Linked DNA regions of Mus musculus: regions 2 and 3 are each linked to region 1. Evidence: chromatin contacts called from ENCODE Hi-C or POLR2A ChIA-PET data. All regions are on one chromosome and are shown on one strand. The core of a region is the stretch at or near the end of the contact, and the rest is flanking DNA. Distances in the headings are between cores, read along the strand shown.

Region 1 (4,699 bases), core at 1,270-3,769:
TAAAACACAGCACATATAGGAGCAGAGTGTATCGGAGAACACCTTTAATACCAACACTTAGGAGGCCAAGGCAGGCCTGTGAATTTGAGGACTGCCTAGTCTACATAGTAAGTTCCAGGATAGCCAAAGCTCCATAGTGAGTCCCTGTCTTGAAAAGAGAAAAACGAACAAAACCCAATATATATATAGGGCCAGAGTAGCAGGGTCAGGGGAGGAAGGCACTTGCTGCCAGGTCTAACCACCTGAGTTTGAGTCCCTGGACCTGCCTAGCAGAAGGAGAACACTAACTCCTGCAAGCTGACCTCTGGCCTCCACACAAATGGACTGCCATGCCTGAACCCACACACCCAGACACAGACACAGACACAGACACACATACATACACACACACACACACACACACACACACACACATAAAGATCAAACACAGCACATGGAACTGTTGTTAAAGAAAGGGTGAAGGGAAGGAAATTCAGAAGAGGAAAAGACTAATCCAGATTAAGTTAAGCTTTTTGGAAGTCAGAGCTACATACAGCTGGACCTTGAAAGTTGAATGGAACCAATTCACAGAGATTACAGAATGGCCCTATTGCCTCTCTGTGGGGCAAACATGAGAGCTCTTTTAAGTAGACCAGTGATTCTCAACATGTAGGCCTCAGCTCCTTTGGGGTAGCAGATCAGATAGCCTGCATATCAGATATTTACACTAAGATTCCTAGCTAGCAAAATTAACAGTTCTGAGGTAGCAACCACTGAGGTAATATAATTTCCACAATCAAAAGTACAACATGGAGAAAAGCCTATTAAGGAAAGAAGAAGTAATAATTATGAACAGAATGTAGAATACCTAAATCACAGAAACACAGATCAAACATATAACATATTACAACAGGAGTGAGACAAAAGATCAAAGAATTAGGCTATGTCAGAGAGAATCCTGAATGGGAAACTAAAAATACTGGCTTTACTCTGTAAGACTCTGTATAACCAGGGCCCAATATACTATGTCTTTATCTTCCTCAATTTTGATACATTTTAGAAAAATTCACCTCATAATATTAAACAGAAGATGGTAGCCAGGTGGTGGGCGGTGGTGGTGTACGCCTTTAATCCCAGCACTTGGGAGGCAGAGGCAGGCGGATCTCTGAGAGGCCTCAAACAAAGTGAGTTCCAGGACAGCCAAACAAACAAACAAACAAAAAAAGAGAAGATGGTAAAGAATTAACAAAAGTCTGTAAATTTAGATCAATTGGCTTACTACGCTGGTCTTACAGGTGGGGAAAGGAGTCTGGGCTGGGGGCATATATCTCTGTGGAAGAGCACCTGCCTAGCTTCTTGTGCCAGGCTCTGTCTGGGTCTGATACTCACAGCTTGGACCACCACCACATCCACACACCCGGCACCTGAATGCACCTCACCCTATCCTCAAGCAAGTAGGGCCTGATCAGAGGAAGTGGTGATATGAAGAGAATCCAGGAGGCAAGTCCATCGGAAACTACTTCCAAACCCATTTTCTTTCTCCTCCTTTCCCTAAATACCACGGAGTGGTAAAGGATTCTAGACTGTCTACTCCAACCGCTGCTGTGCTAAATCCCCAAGACTCCTCCCAGCTCCCCACCTGCCCACTGCTGCTACGGCCCTCTCGGAGGTTACCCAGTTCCACATCACCACACCTGATCTCACCACGGAAACCCCTTGCCTCAGTGAGCTCCAAACGACTGCTCTAGCCAGCACAATGACTCATAGGATGCCAAGAGCCCTAGCGTGATTCAAGCCCTCTAATCATCAACAAGAAACTGTCTTTTTGGTTCAAAGGAACTTTGGAACAGAAATTTTGTCAGGAGACCATAGAGAATTGGAGGGTCAGACATCCAACTGCACACAGACACACACTCAGTCACACACTCTAAGAGCCAGACATTCCTATGGACCACTCGGGCTCCGGTCTTAAACACACATTCTTTCCTAGTCCAGTCTTGAACTGGGAGGCCACCAAGGCCCGGGCCTAGCATGGACTCCGTAGACCCTGGACCGCCATCGCTCCCCGCGGGGGCTCCCTGGACATGGAGGAACAGGGCAGAGCTGGGTCCAGGAGCGTCATCGCAAGGAAGCGCTGAACCTCGGTAGAAACGCGGGTGGTCTGGGACAGAAGTCCGGAAGAGGGTCCCCATAATGATGCACTGCCAGTCGGAGAAAACGATGATGTGCCGGCCGGGGAGGGGTGGGCCATCCTAAGGGAAAACGCCTGGCCCGACCTGTGACGGAACCCGGGGAGGGACAGGCGCGCAGGGGGGGCGTCACGCGCGGGCAGACGACGGAGATGCGCGGCGAAGGTGTGCTCACCTTCTTCACCGCAGACTGGAAGTGAAAGTCACCGGCCTCCTTCAGGTCCAGCCAGATCATGGGCATCCGGGGCACGGCCTCCATCGCGGGTAGCGCCTAGCGGCCCTAGGGCCGCTCCCCTCCCAGGTCCAGCAGCTGCTTCAGCCGCGCGCGCAACCCCGCCCCTCCACGCCGGAAGCTGCTCGTCACGCGGAGTGACGCACTCCCCCCGCAGCCTGTTGGGAGGTGCAGTCCGGCCCCCCCACCCCGGTAGTCTTTTTGCACATGCGCACACCTCTTCGCGCATGCTCGGTCTTCTCGCGCGAAGGGTCTTGGGTGGAGAGACGACCCAATCCACGGTGAAGGGGCTTCTGGGAATAGTGATCTCCTCCACTAAGCTTGAGGCTTTGCTGGGATTTTCTGGTTTGCGTAACGTTCTTCTTCCTCCCGGGGGGGCCCTTCAAAAACTCACCCATGAATTTGTAATTCCCAAATCTTGAGAGCGGTGAAGGATGGGGACTAGTGCTGCATAGAGAACGACTAGTGTGATGTTAGGGAGAGGGGTTGTGAAGACAGCCATGAGCTATGCAAACTGTATGGCGGGATGGAACTCAGGCTAAAAGTGCCAAGGGATTCCTTCTGTCCGCGGTTGAGGGGGCAGGAACACTGCTCCACACCACCACCCTCTGCAGCCTGAGGAGTTCTTGATTTTTAGTAGGATACATTGAACAGCCAAGTTAACACCTAAGAAGACTGCGACTCTGGAAGGAACTATACAGCGACGAGCATTTGTCTCTGGAGACACCTGTGAAACAGGAATTTTAAAGCTGTGTTGTGTGTATTGTTAAATTTTAGACATAAATAATGGAGACACCCCGGAGATTGAGGGAAGAGACTAGGTCATTTCAAGGCTGGACTGGGCAACATAACAATACGTTGTCTCAAACAAATTTTAAAAATAAGGAAACGGAGAAAGTAGTGAGTGACCTTTTGTAGTCTTCTAGGAGACCGGTGATTGTGGCTTTGGGTGAAAAAGGCTTTAAAAAAAAAAGTGGGTAGATAATGCACTTTGAGGAACATCTGAGAACTATTTTGAAAAAAAAGTATCCTAAGTTGGGGTGGGTACATGTTAGGGAATGAGATCAAAGTTGATTTCCAAGTTTCTGCCTGGTTTAGGTGGATAGCTGACAGGCTGTTACCTGACATGAGGAAATTGGGAGGAACATGTAGAAGGGAGCGCAAGACTTCAGGTCTAGTTTGTGTGAAGATGAGGACAGATGCATTTAGAGGCAATGTAGAGCCCGAGAATAAAGACTCTGGATTCACAAGACGGGTTTCCCCGACCCAGGTAGGGCCCACGTCCTCTTTGTAGAAGTAACAGACATTTCCATACTAAAAGTATGTTAGGGTCTAGAGAGGTGGGTTGGTTGTTAAGAACACTGGCTGCTCTTCCAGAGGACCTGGCTTTGATTTTCAGCATCTACATGGCAGTTCCCAGCAGTCTATAACTCCAGTTCCAGACCTTTAGTCTTCTTCTGGGTTCTGTGGGCACTGCACACATGTGGTACACAGACATACATATGTGCCAAGCAAAACTCCTATACACATACAATAATTTTTAAAATGAAGTTTAGCCAGGCGGTGGTGGCGCATGCCTTTAATCCCAGCACTTGGGAGGCAGAGGCAGGTGGATTTCTGAGTTCGAGGCCAGCCTGGTCTACAGAGTGAGTTCCAGGACAGCCAGGGCTACACAGAGAAACCTTGTCTTTAAAAAAACAAAACAAAACACAAAAAAATGAAGTTTAAAGAGTATGTTAAGCTGGGGGGATGATTTGGAAGCTAAGGTGTTGCCACACAAACACGGGAACAATCTTGGGAATCAACCTAAAGATAGGAGGATTGAAAACTGGCTGGACAGAGTTGTACACCACGGCCTGTGTGTGCCCCCCCCCCAATTCATTATGCAGAGACACGATAAAGCTAATTTTTGAGAGTCGGAAGCCAGCTAGTGCAGCTGTCCGTTCTGTGTCTCTGCTTTCTGGATGCTCTGAGGCGAACTCGGCCATCAAGGTCCTCCCTACGATAACCCTTGAAGCTATGAGGCAAAATGCCTTTTAATTTTGAGGTATTTTTGTCACGGCAATTGATTTGAGAACAAAAGGAGTTGTTTGTGGGAAGAGTTTCATTATGAATTATAACCCTCTGAAGATGGATGGTGGGGGGAGGGGTGGTACAATAGCTAGTGTACCTAAAAGCTGTCGCCTTCAAATGGTTAAAATTGTAAGGATTACATTAGATATGCTTTACTGCAAGACTAAGGTGTGTGTGCGCGCGCACAAGATCTTTCACTAAGCTATCCGGGGGGGGGGGGGGGGTA
Region 2 (4,444 bases), core at 1,276-3,775, 69 kb after region 1:
GAGAGAAAGAGAGAGAGAGAGAGAGAGAGAGAGAGAGAGAGAGAGAGAGAGAGAGAGAGCGTGCAGGTGCCACAGCACACCTACGGAGGGCAGAGGGCCATTTTCAGGGGTCAGTTCTCACTTCCACTATGTGGGTCCCAGGGATGCAACTCAAGTCATCAGGCTTGGCAGCGAGTCCCTTTCCCCACTCAGCTTGTCACCAGCACACAGCCTAAATCCTAGCGAAAAACTTCTTTCTTATTACTGCCTTTCAGCAGCCTCTACATCCCAAAGGTCGGTGCCACAGTTAAATCAGTCTGCTTCCAAATCTCTACTGGCCTTGCCATCTTCTGCCTCCTCTAATCCATCTTATTTTTTCTTAATCCTCTTGGTTTCCCTATCTTATCTGAGACGATCTGCCCCTTCTCAGACCATTTCACTACTCTAATTAGAGATCCATTTCTTTCAGGATTGATGAAAAAGTTAACATAGGTGCTATACAAAGAATACCAAATATCTAATCCTCACTAATGGTGAGATTTAAGAATCGTCTTTAAGCCGGACAATGGTGGCGCACACCTTTGATCCCAGCACTTGGGAAGCAGAAGTAGGCAGATTTCTTAGTTCCAGGCCAGCCTGGTCTACAAAGTGAGTTCCAGGACAGCCAGGGCTACACAGAGAAACCCTGTCTCAAACAAACAAACAAACAAACAAACATTAAACACAAAAAAAAAACCCCACAAACAAACAAAAAAGAATCATCTTTAAACTGAGTGGTGATGGCTCACATCCTGACTTGAAAAACCAAAAACAAAGAACAAAAATTATTTTCACATTTCGAAATTTAAACTTAAAGAGATTAAGTAATGTGCCCATGGTTACAGCTAGTGTGTTCTTTCTCCAAAGCCACCCTCAGTTTGTTTTGCTTTTTAAAGTGCCAAACCATTAACCATTCAACTTTTTTTTTTTTTTTTTTTTTTTTTGAGACAGGGTTTCTCATAGACCTGGCTGTCCTAGAACTCACTCTGTAGACCAGGCTGGTCATGAGGTCTGCTTGCCTCTGCCTCCCAAGTGCTGGGATTAAAAGAGTGCTCCACCACTGCCCAGGAGCCACCCTATTCATTCCTACCAGTCTGACTCGAATACATGGAGAAGCAATGCTTCCTTAACTCAGTAGAAGATAAAGTCTAAGAGGTGTCTGTGTCTTTCTGTTGTTTTGAAACAGGAAGAGGGAGTGTCACACCGAGACAGTAAGAGCCTTCCAGGCAAGGTCCAACAGGAAAAACCACAGGCAGGCAGTATCCCCACCTGGAGGGATCTACCTGGCTCAGCAGGGCACCAAGGTGCAGCCCTGCACGACTCAAAGCACAGGGGGCACTGGCCCTTGACACCAGACCAGAATGCTGGATGGGAACAGGTGGCAAAAATATCCCTCTCCCCAAACAGTCCTTTAGCCTGGCCTCCAGGACCTTTTAAGGTGGTGACAGTAGATTGTTTTCCAGCATGGAAGAGAGTAGCCCACATCAAAAGATTTCCAGATCCGATTCTAAAAGCGCCAAGGGCAAGCAATGACTCCTGAAGAGAAGGCTTAGCATTTACAACAGCACAGCCAACTTCAAGGAGCCCAAAGAAATGACTTTAGGACAAGATAGGATGTCTTAGTGGTACCCATCGGAATGTGGAGTCAGCCACCGCCCCTTCCTCCATGGTCTGCCTGTAAGAACATTTTCTCTTTTCTGTATGACAGAAAAGGAGGCGGATACCCCAATGTCTCCTGCTCTTAGGGCGTCAGAGGCACACCTCTCAATCTTTCCTTCCAATGGCTGAACGGCTGTCCCCTTTACTCTCCCAACTTGGCCTCATTTCCCCCTCTGCGCTTGGCACCGCTCTCTACTACTCTGTTCCCCTCTAACCTTTCTCCACCCACAGTCGGCTGGACCACTCTTCCCCTGTCCACCACCCTTTTCTTCCCGCTCAGTCCCTTTCCCCTCAGCCAGCCACCGCCCAGACCATGGTACCTTTAGCGTCACGTCGCATAGCTTGCCCTGCCGCCGGATCTCCTCCATGACGCCGTAGCCGCGACTAGGCAACTCCGACACGGAGAAATGCACCAAGTCCTCCAGCTCCTCCGCGCCGTCCTCCACCATCTTCCCCGGCCGCCGCAACTGCGCAGGCCTGGCCAGCAGGCTTCACACTAACCAGGGCGGGGCAAGGGCTCACGCTGAAGGCTGCCCAGAACGCGAAGCCGGAATCTCACTGGCCTGCGCGGCCACCGTACCCACAAAGTCCTCGACACCGGAAGTCTCGCTGCCCCGCTTCCTGGTTTATACATAGCCTTTTTCCCCCCGTAACTCAAACTCAGGCTTCGCATATACAGCTACTCTAAGCCTTCCAGGTTAATTGACTCCATCTCTGTCTTCTTTGTTCAGCTCTGACTTTCCCTGTATCTTTAACGGAGAAATGTGGGCTTAAATTCCGCCACCACCCTACACTACTTCCGTAATCCCTGCAGGCTTCCTGTTGCCATGGCGACTGTGTACACAGCCAGTCGGCTAGCTGTCCTGGTTGCGAACAGAGCTCCCTCAAGTTGCTGCAGTTCTAGCGGTCGCTCTACCCGAGCGCCACTGCCCCGCGAGGTGAGCAGTGGTCACGAGCCGGTGGCGTTAGGTAAAAGGGAAACCTGGTGGGGATATCCTCCCAGCTGCTGTCAGTGGCTGGGTTCCTAACTCCTTTGGTTCTTTTATTTGTGAAAAAAAAAAAAAAATCGGAGACACCCCTGGAGATGCTCCTTTCAACCTGGTCGCAGCTTAGGGGAGCTAGGAGTTTCTGATGTTCCTTAGTCCCACGAGTCTCCACTGAGGTCCCACGACTTGCCTTAGACGGAGAGGGCGTGAGTTTGAGTGTCAGAGATCATTAAGACACGGTGTCATCACTTAGAGCCTTCTAACTACCGAAGAGGAAAACCCTCTAGAGGGGCACAGGAATGGGACCAAGGCAATCTGTCACACACATTTTAGAAAAGCATTCCACACACTGGGTGAGAAATAGGAGAGTGGCCAGTTTTGCCTGGGTGCAAACTTTGGGTTCATCTCATGCTGAGATGCAGTAGGACCCAGTGTTGTGGGTTTAAAGGGTGTTTGTTTCTTAGTCTTTATCCCTGATCGAGGTAAGAGCATGGTAGGTATGAACGCCTAGTGCCTATGAGTAATCCCATTGACTTCTTGTCAAGCCTTCGTGGGTGTTAATGTATATCCTGCTCATTCCCAAGCCCAAAACAAATGGAGAAACACTGACTCTCTCAGCACAGAGGTCTCCTGGTGGCTCGTCAGAGTCACTTTATTATGTGAAGTATGTAAGGACTGTGTTCAGATTTCTGGGAGTATTCCATCCTGAGGGGGAAAAAACACTACCTAATGGGAGGGTATCTTGAGACTGAGCATGGCTTCTTGTACTGGGAAATGAAGTATCCTCCCCAGAACGCTGCAAGTTCAGGGATTAGAGTAGTGTGGGAGGGGAGTGACATATCACATACCTTGGCACTCTCTCAGTAGTGGCTGAAGATGGTGGACCCACCTATGGAGATTCAGTCACCCTCTGACTTCCAGCCATGAGTATCACCATCAACTACCATTTCTTGAGCACCTGGTGTGTGCTGGGCGCTGTTCTGGACCTTGTGGGGGGCATCACAAGAGGTAAACGGCACGACCCTTATCCTCAAGCAGCTTGTAATTTGACTTGGGAGCTGAAGCCCACATAAATGAAGCGGCATAAGAACGGTAGCAAGCAGTACCTCAGTAAGTGCGAAATGGCATGTGCTTCCTTCCGCGGCACTGTTGGCTAGTGGGCTCCCGAGAGGAGTATAGACCCTCGGAAAGGCTTGTTGCCAACTGCGCATGACTCCAGGGATGCTCGGCGGCATGAGCATCCGGAGGACCCTGGAAAGGTCGGATGGGGGGGCTGCATGTGCACGCGCGCGTTGGAAGTTGTAGGGCAGAAACGGGGGGGAAAGCTCTGGAGCAGCCTTTGAGCTGGCCTGTGAACCCGCTTCCAGAACTCTCTGGATTCTTTGTAATTCCTTCTAGATGTTATACTCAACGGCACTGGAACCTTCCTGGGCAGGAAGATAAGACTCTTGGGGCTTGTGTTCAGAAAGGTTTCCCAGAGCTGTAGAAACTGAGTATTGAGTAAAAGAAGCACAGCTCCCATCTGGAGATACTAACCCCAATACTTGGGAAGCTAAGACAAGAGAATTGTGAGTTCAAAGCCAACCTGGGCTACACAGTGACACCCTTTCGCAAGGAAGACTTTATTTTTTTTTAATCGTGAACAACAAACCACTTCTCTCTGTTCTCAGTTCTCAGTAACAGAAAGTAAACTCGGAAGTGAAACCTTCAGTCTCCTTAATGTGGGGTCCAAGTTAGAGGCCGTGTGATTTTTTTCTAGAGCTCAAATTTGCAGACACACA
Region 3 (4,718 bases), core at 403-2,902, 100 kb before region 1:
CGTTTCTCCCTCCATATCCCTCTCCTGGCTCTCTTTCACATTCATGGCCGATTTTTTTTCATTGTTTTTACATAACTGTATGTTTCTGTATATAACCTCTGTATATTTCATTATTTCATTTACTTGTTTATTTGTTGTGTTTTTGTTTTGTTTTGTTTTTGTTTTTCTGTATAGATCTGGCTGTCCTAGAATTTGATCTGTAGATCAGGCTGGTCTCGAATTCAGAGATCTGACTGCTTCTGTTTCTTTTTTTTTTTTTAAAGATTTATTTATTATTATATGTAAGTACACTGTAGCTGTCTTCAGACACACCAGAAGAGGGAGTCAGATCTTGTTATAGATGGTTGTGAGCCACCATGTGGTTGCTGGGATTTGAACTCTGGACCTTCAGAAGAGCAGTCGGGTGCTCTTACCCACTGAGCCATCTCACCAGCCCTGCTTCTGTTTCTTAAGTGCTGAAATTAAAGGTATGTGCCACCACCACTAGCTTATATTTCTTTCTTCCTCTTCTTCCTCCTCCTCCTCTTTTTTGTTTGTTTGCTTGCTTGTTTTTTCGAGATGGGGTTTCTGTGTTCGCCTGGCTAGCCTGGATTCACTTTGTAGACCAGGATGGCCTCATACTGCCAGAGATCTGCCTGCCTCTGCCTCCTGAACACTAGGATTAAAGGTGTGCCCCATAACGCCCAGTTCCATTATTTTTATTTTTTAGAGGTAGTTTCACAAAGCTCAGACTTGCTGGCAACCCTCCTGCCTAAGCCTCCTGACAGCTGAGATCACAGATGTTGGCAGCATGCTTTTTATGTTGTTTTTGATGCTAGGAAAGAACTCTTCAACTGACCTGTATCCCTCTGACTTTTCTTTTTTGTTCTTTTATTGTTTTAGCAGAAGGCCGAGGAGGGCCTTGCTTATTTAAAATAAAACTATGCATACGTTTTGATGGTATGTATAGGTGCACCACTTCTATGCTTGGTACCCTTGGAGGCCAGAAGAGGCTATCAGATTCCCTGGGACTGTAGTTACAGAGGGTTATAAGTTGCCAAGTGGATAATGAGAATCAAATTAGGGTCCTCTAAAATCTTCTGAGTCCCCTTAAATTTTTTTGTGTATATTGTGTGTGCATGTGCTGCAGAGCCCAGAAGAGGGCGTCGGGTCCCCTGGAGCTGGAGTTACAAGTAGAGCAACCCAATGTGGGTGGTCTTCAGAGGGAGGAAGAAGAGCGTTTATTCCCTGAGCCATCTCTTTGGCCTCCTGGCTTCTGCTTTATACAAAAAGCTCTTCAGGATGTAATTCTGTGCTAGTAAGGTTTGTTCTCTCTTTTTGCGAAGATCCTGCAAACATTTCTCTATGTGTTCCATGTATCTAGCCCAAGTTTGTGAGCAATACACTAGGAAGACGTGGAGCAACTAAGACCCGGAGGTGCGGAGGGAGGGGGAGCAACGGAAAGAGAAAGCTCGCCTGCTCGTGCTAAATCGTGAGGGAGCACCAGCACTGTGTGGACCCGCACCTACTGAGAGCAGCACAATGGTCCATTGCCCGAATGAGAGATCGCTCTAAGGCTCAGCTTTACGAGCATACGTGCTCACGCGCTTGCGCAGCAGCAGCAGCAGCATCACAACCCCAAGCCTGATTGGCTGACTCGAGTCCGGCAGCGAGATCACGCATGCGCGCTTTCTCGCGCTCGCGAGCACGGTCTTGTGGGTGCTGTTCTTGGACCTTCATTCTTTCTGTAGAACCATAATTTTTATCCCAGTTCACGATGTTTCCGGAACTCAACAACCTTCTCAGCACCACCCCAGACAAGACCGAGCAGGTAAGATGTCGTGCGGACCGGAAGAGGGCAGGTCCCGGGAGCGTGCAGGATTGCATCCGGGACGCTGCGCGGTGGAGTAGGCGCGTCTGCCGTAAACCGAGGGCATCTGGGAGTTGTAGTCTGGAGAGGGCTCGCCGAGGCTGCAGTCGCATTCCTGGGCCTTTGGAAGATGGGTTTCTGGACTATCTTGCGTGTTCGCTTCCAGCCCCAGGACCATGTGCTCCGTGCCACACTGGCGCCCAAAGATGGTTGCAGAGCAGGCCCTAGAGGAGATCCTTTTATCTGTCCTGAATCTCCTTCCACCATGGAACATTTTACAGGTTGCACGGAACACTGCTTGCACTCTTCCTAGTTCTGATGATATCTGGTTGCAAAAAGGCCTCAGCATATTCCATCCCCTCTGTTTTTCCCAACCTCCTCACTCTCCATGGAACCTCGAAATGTCTTTCACATTTTCACTTAGGGGTTACCTCTCCCAGGAGTATATCTGTTTTATTCTGTAATTTGCAGCAAACACACCACATATGGAAAGCTTTAAATAGATCTTGTGGATTTTGGTTGTTTGGTTGCTTATTTGTTTTTTTTGTTTTTTGAGACAGGGTTTCTCTGTGTAGCTCTGGCTGTCCTGGAACTCACTCTGTAGACCAGGCTAGGCCTTGAACTCAAGAAATCTGCCTGTCTCTGCCTCCCAAGTGCTGGGATCAAAGGCGTGTGCCACCACTGCCCTGCGATCCTTCTGGGTTTTATTTGCCTAACAGTTCTTGACTGTTCAGACCTCCAGTTCTGACTACTTTTCTAGTTGCTAGGGCATTTCCCAGGTCCAGAGTGACAGCAGGAAGTGACCACTTTGGGTGGGAAATGTGTTTCAAGGCCAGGCAGTGTGATTTGGCATTTTATATTGGGGGGAGGGAGGAGAGGGACACAGCTGAAACCCAGAGGCATTGGACAGGTTTTCCCTAGGTTGGTACAGCATTGAGGTGGTGTGTGACAGCCCTTGGTCCCAATGTTGTCTGTTACTTACAGAACTACAGCAGGTAGTTAGGCAATGCAGAGACCATCTTCATAGGGCTTTCCAGCGATTGCTGTGATAAGAGTCCCGTCTGAACCACAGTCACTGGGAGATCTTTGTCATCAGAGGCCTTGTCAAGAATTGGGCCAGGGGATAGAACAGTGGATATAGGGCTTGGCACCAAGTATAGAAGTGGAATTTGGGTTCCAAGAACCCACGTCAAAGCCAGGTAGGCAAGAGGACACCTGTCATCCCAGCACTAAAGAGGCAGAGGTGGGATCCCTGGGGCAAGCTGGCTGGCTGCATTAGTTCAGATTGCCTAGTCATTAAGATTCCCTACCTTGATAAATTGGAAAGAATGGAAAGCGGCTGAAGAAGACACCCAGCCCCGACTTCAAGTCTCCCTACATGTGTGCCTGCACACACATGTCCATGCACATGCAGACACAGATACCACAACCACAAACCCAAAACTAAAACCGTTTTTTTTTTTTCCCCTCCCCATTCACTGTTACAGACACAGACGCCAGGGAGCATCTTAGGGCCTAAGACACTACTTAAAACATCGTACAATTAGGTGTGTGGTGGCAGGGGCAACAACAGGCAGATCTCTGTGAGTTCTAGGCCAGCCTAGAACAGCCTGTAGGGTGAGTTCCTGCCTCAAAACAAACAGAACAAAATAACTCTGTTTCAAGATGGTCTGACTTGAGCATATCAGGCTGGTATTTTTTTGTTCCTTTGTTTTTGCTTTTGTTTCTTATGTCTGTGTAGCCATGCTGGCTTGAAACTCACGGTGTAGACTAGACTAGTCTCGGGCTCACAGAGTCCCGCCACCCTCTGTCTCTCAGGTGCTGAAAGGAACCACAGTCTGCTTAGTCTGGCCTTTGTCTCACAACCCTGTTGCCCCAGCCTTCCAAGTTCTGCATGGGAGACCTTTTCTGAAGGCCCGTTCTACTCACTGGAAACCAGAGATAAAGGACAAAGGCAGGCTTTCTTTTAATCTAATTCTCCTTAAGACTGGTTCCTGAGTTACTAAGCCAAGCAGTGACAACAAAATATCTCTCTCTCTCTCTCTCTCTCTCTCTCTCTCTCTGCCAGTAACATCAGTTTAGTACCTTGAGGAGGCAATTATAGTCTGGTCAGCGCAGAGCCAGCCCTTACAGGTCACTGGGTTCCAGAAGGGTCTGGTGAAATCTCTACATCCTCTTCTGGGGTGCTAGCCAAAGTCTCTTCCAGGTGACCAATGGTTTTCTCCAACTTTGCTGCAGATGTTTCAGCAAACAGCTGGGGTCTCAGCCTCCTTCAGCTCTTCCTCCAAAGCTTTAATCTCTTCTTGGTGCTCGCCCTCCTTGGTGGAATGTTCCTCTGGGGCTATCAGCCTCAGAGGGCCTGCTCCATGGTTCGAAACTCCTCCTCCAGCGGCCTGGCTTGCCTCCCAGCCGCCTCAGCTCTCCTGAGGGCTCCAGCTCTCCTTCCAGGGTCACCAGCTTCCTGGCCACCTCATGTGTGCAGCCGGGGACCTCTGTGTTGGACTTTGGCCCCCTTCAGCTGAACCCCCCGCCTCTCCTATCTTTTCTTCATCTTTCGTAGTCCAGCTTTCAATGTCCTTCCTCTCTTGCTCTCATCACATGCTTTCCCGGTCTCTTCAAGCTTTTGCAGGGCTGTAGCTGGGCACTGCTGCCGCCTGACTCCTCCTCTAGAAGCTGAGCAGTGCTTCAGGAAGGCCACATCTGCTTCATCCTCAGTGGCCTTCTCAGCCTGCTCCGGTTTCTCCTGGGCGTTCTTCACAGACATTTCCCACCTCACCTTCTGTCTCTTTTTGCTTTTTCTAGAGGGCAACATCTGTTGCTCTCATCCAGCTGCCTGGATCAGTCCTTGGCTTACTTGTGGGCCTCCGCC

Evidence for each region. A loop is a pair of places that touch in the nucleus more often than their neighbours do. ChIA-PET counts read pairs that join two places held with the same protein, here RNA polymerase II (POLR2A).
Region 2: a loop to region 1 is called in a map of heart, with 2.5 times the contacts of the local background. The contact joins the promoter of Kif9 here to the promoter of Ptpn23 in region 1. A Hi-C loop is called at or near these places in 8 of 37 maps with a recorded cell type or tissue (T-helper 2 cell, heart, left cerebral cortex and 1 more). POLR2A ChIA-PET finds 5 or more read pairs at or near these places in 3 of 5 experiments (Patski and embryonic stem cell).
Region 3: a map of v-Abl transformed pro-B cells shows a loop between it and region 1 (3-fold over the local background). The contact joins the promoter of Elp6 here to the promoter of Ptpn23 in region 1. A Hi-C loop is called at or near these places in 1 of 37 maps with a recorded cell type or tissue (v-Abl transformed pro-B cells). POLR2A ChIA-PET finds 5 or more read pairs at or near these places in 4 of 5 experiments (Patski and embryonic stem cell).

What each region holds. Positions count from the first base shown.
Region 1 is chr9:110,405,691-110,410,389 of GRCm38, forward strand. It overlaps Ptpn23 (protein tyrosine phosphatase, non-receptor type 23), which reads right to left and starts at 2,520. Exons shown (of 25, transcript NM_001081043.1): 1 at 2,344-2,520. The coding sequence starts at 2,427.
Region 2 is chr9:110,474,469-110,478,912 of GRCm38, forward strand. It overlaps Kif9 (kinesin family member 9), which reads left to right and starts at 2,526. Exons shown (of 21, transcript NM_001163569.1): 1 at 2,526-2,646. Klhl18 (kelch-like 18) reads right to left here and starts at 2,226. Exons shown (of 10, transcript NM_177771.5): 1 at 1,998-2,226. The coding sequence starts at 2,126.
Region 3 is chr9:110,303,540-110,308,257 of GRCm38, forward strand. Elp6 (elongator acetyltransferase complex subunit 6) reads left to right here and starts at 1,653. Exons shown (of 7, transcript NM_001081381.1): 1 at 1,653-1,810. The coding sequence starts at 1,757. It also overlaps the pseudogene Gm35575.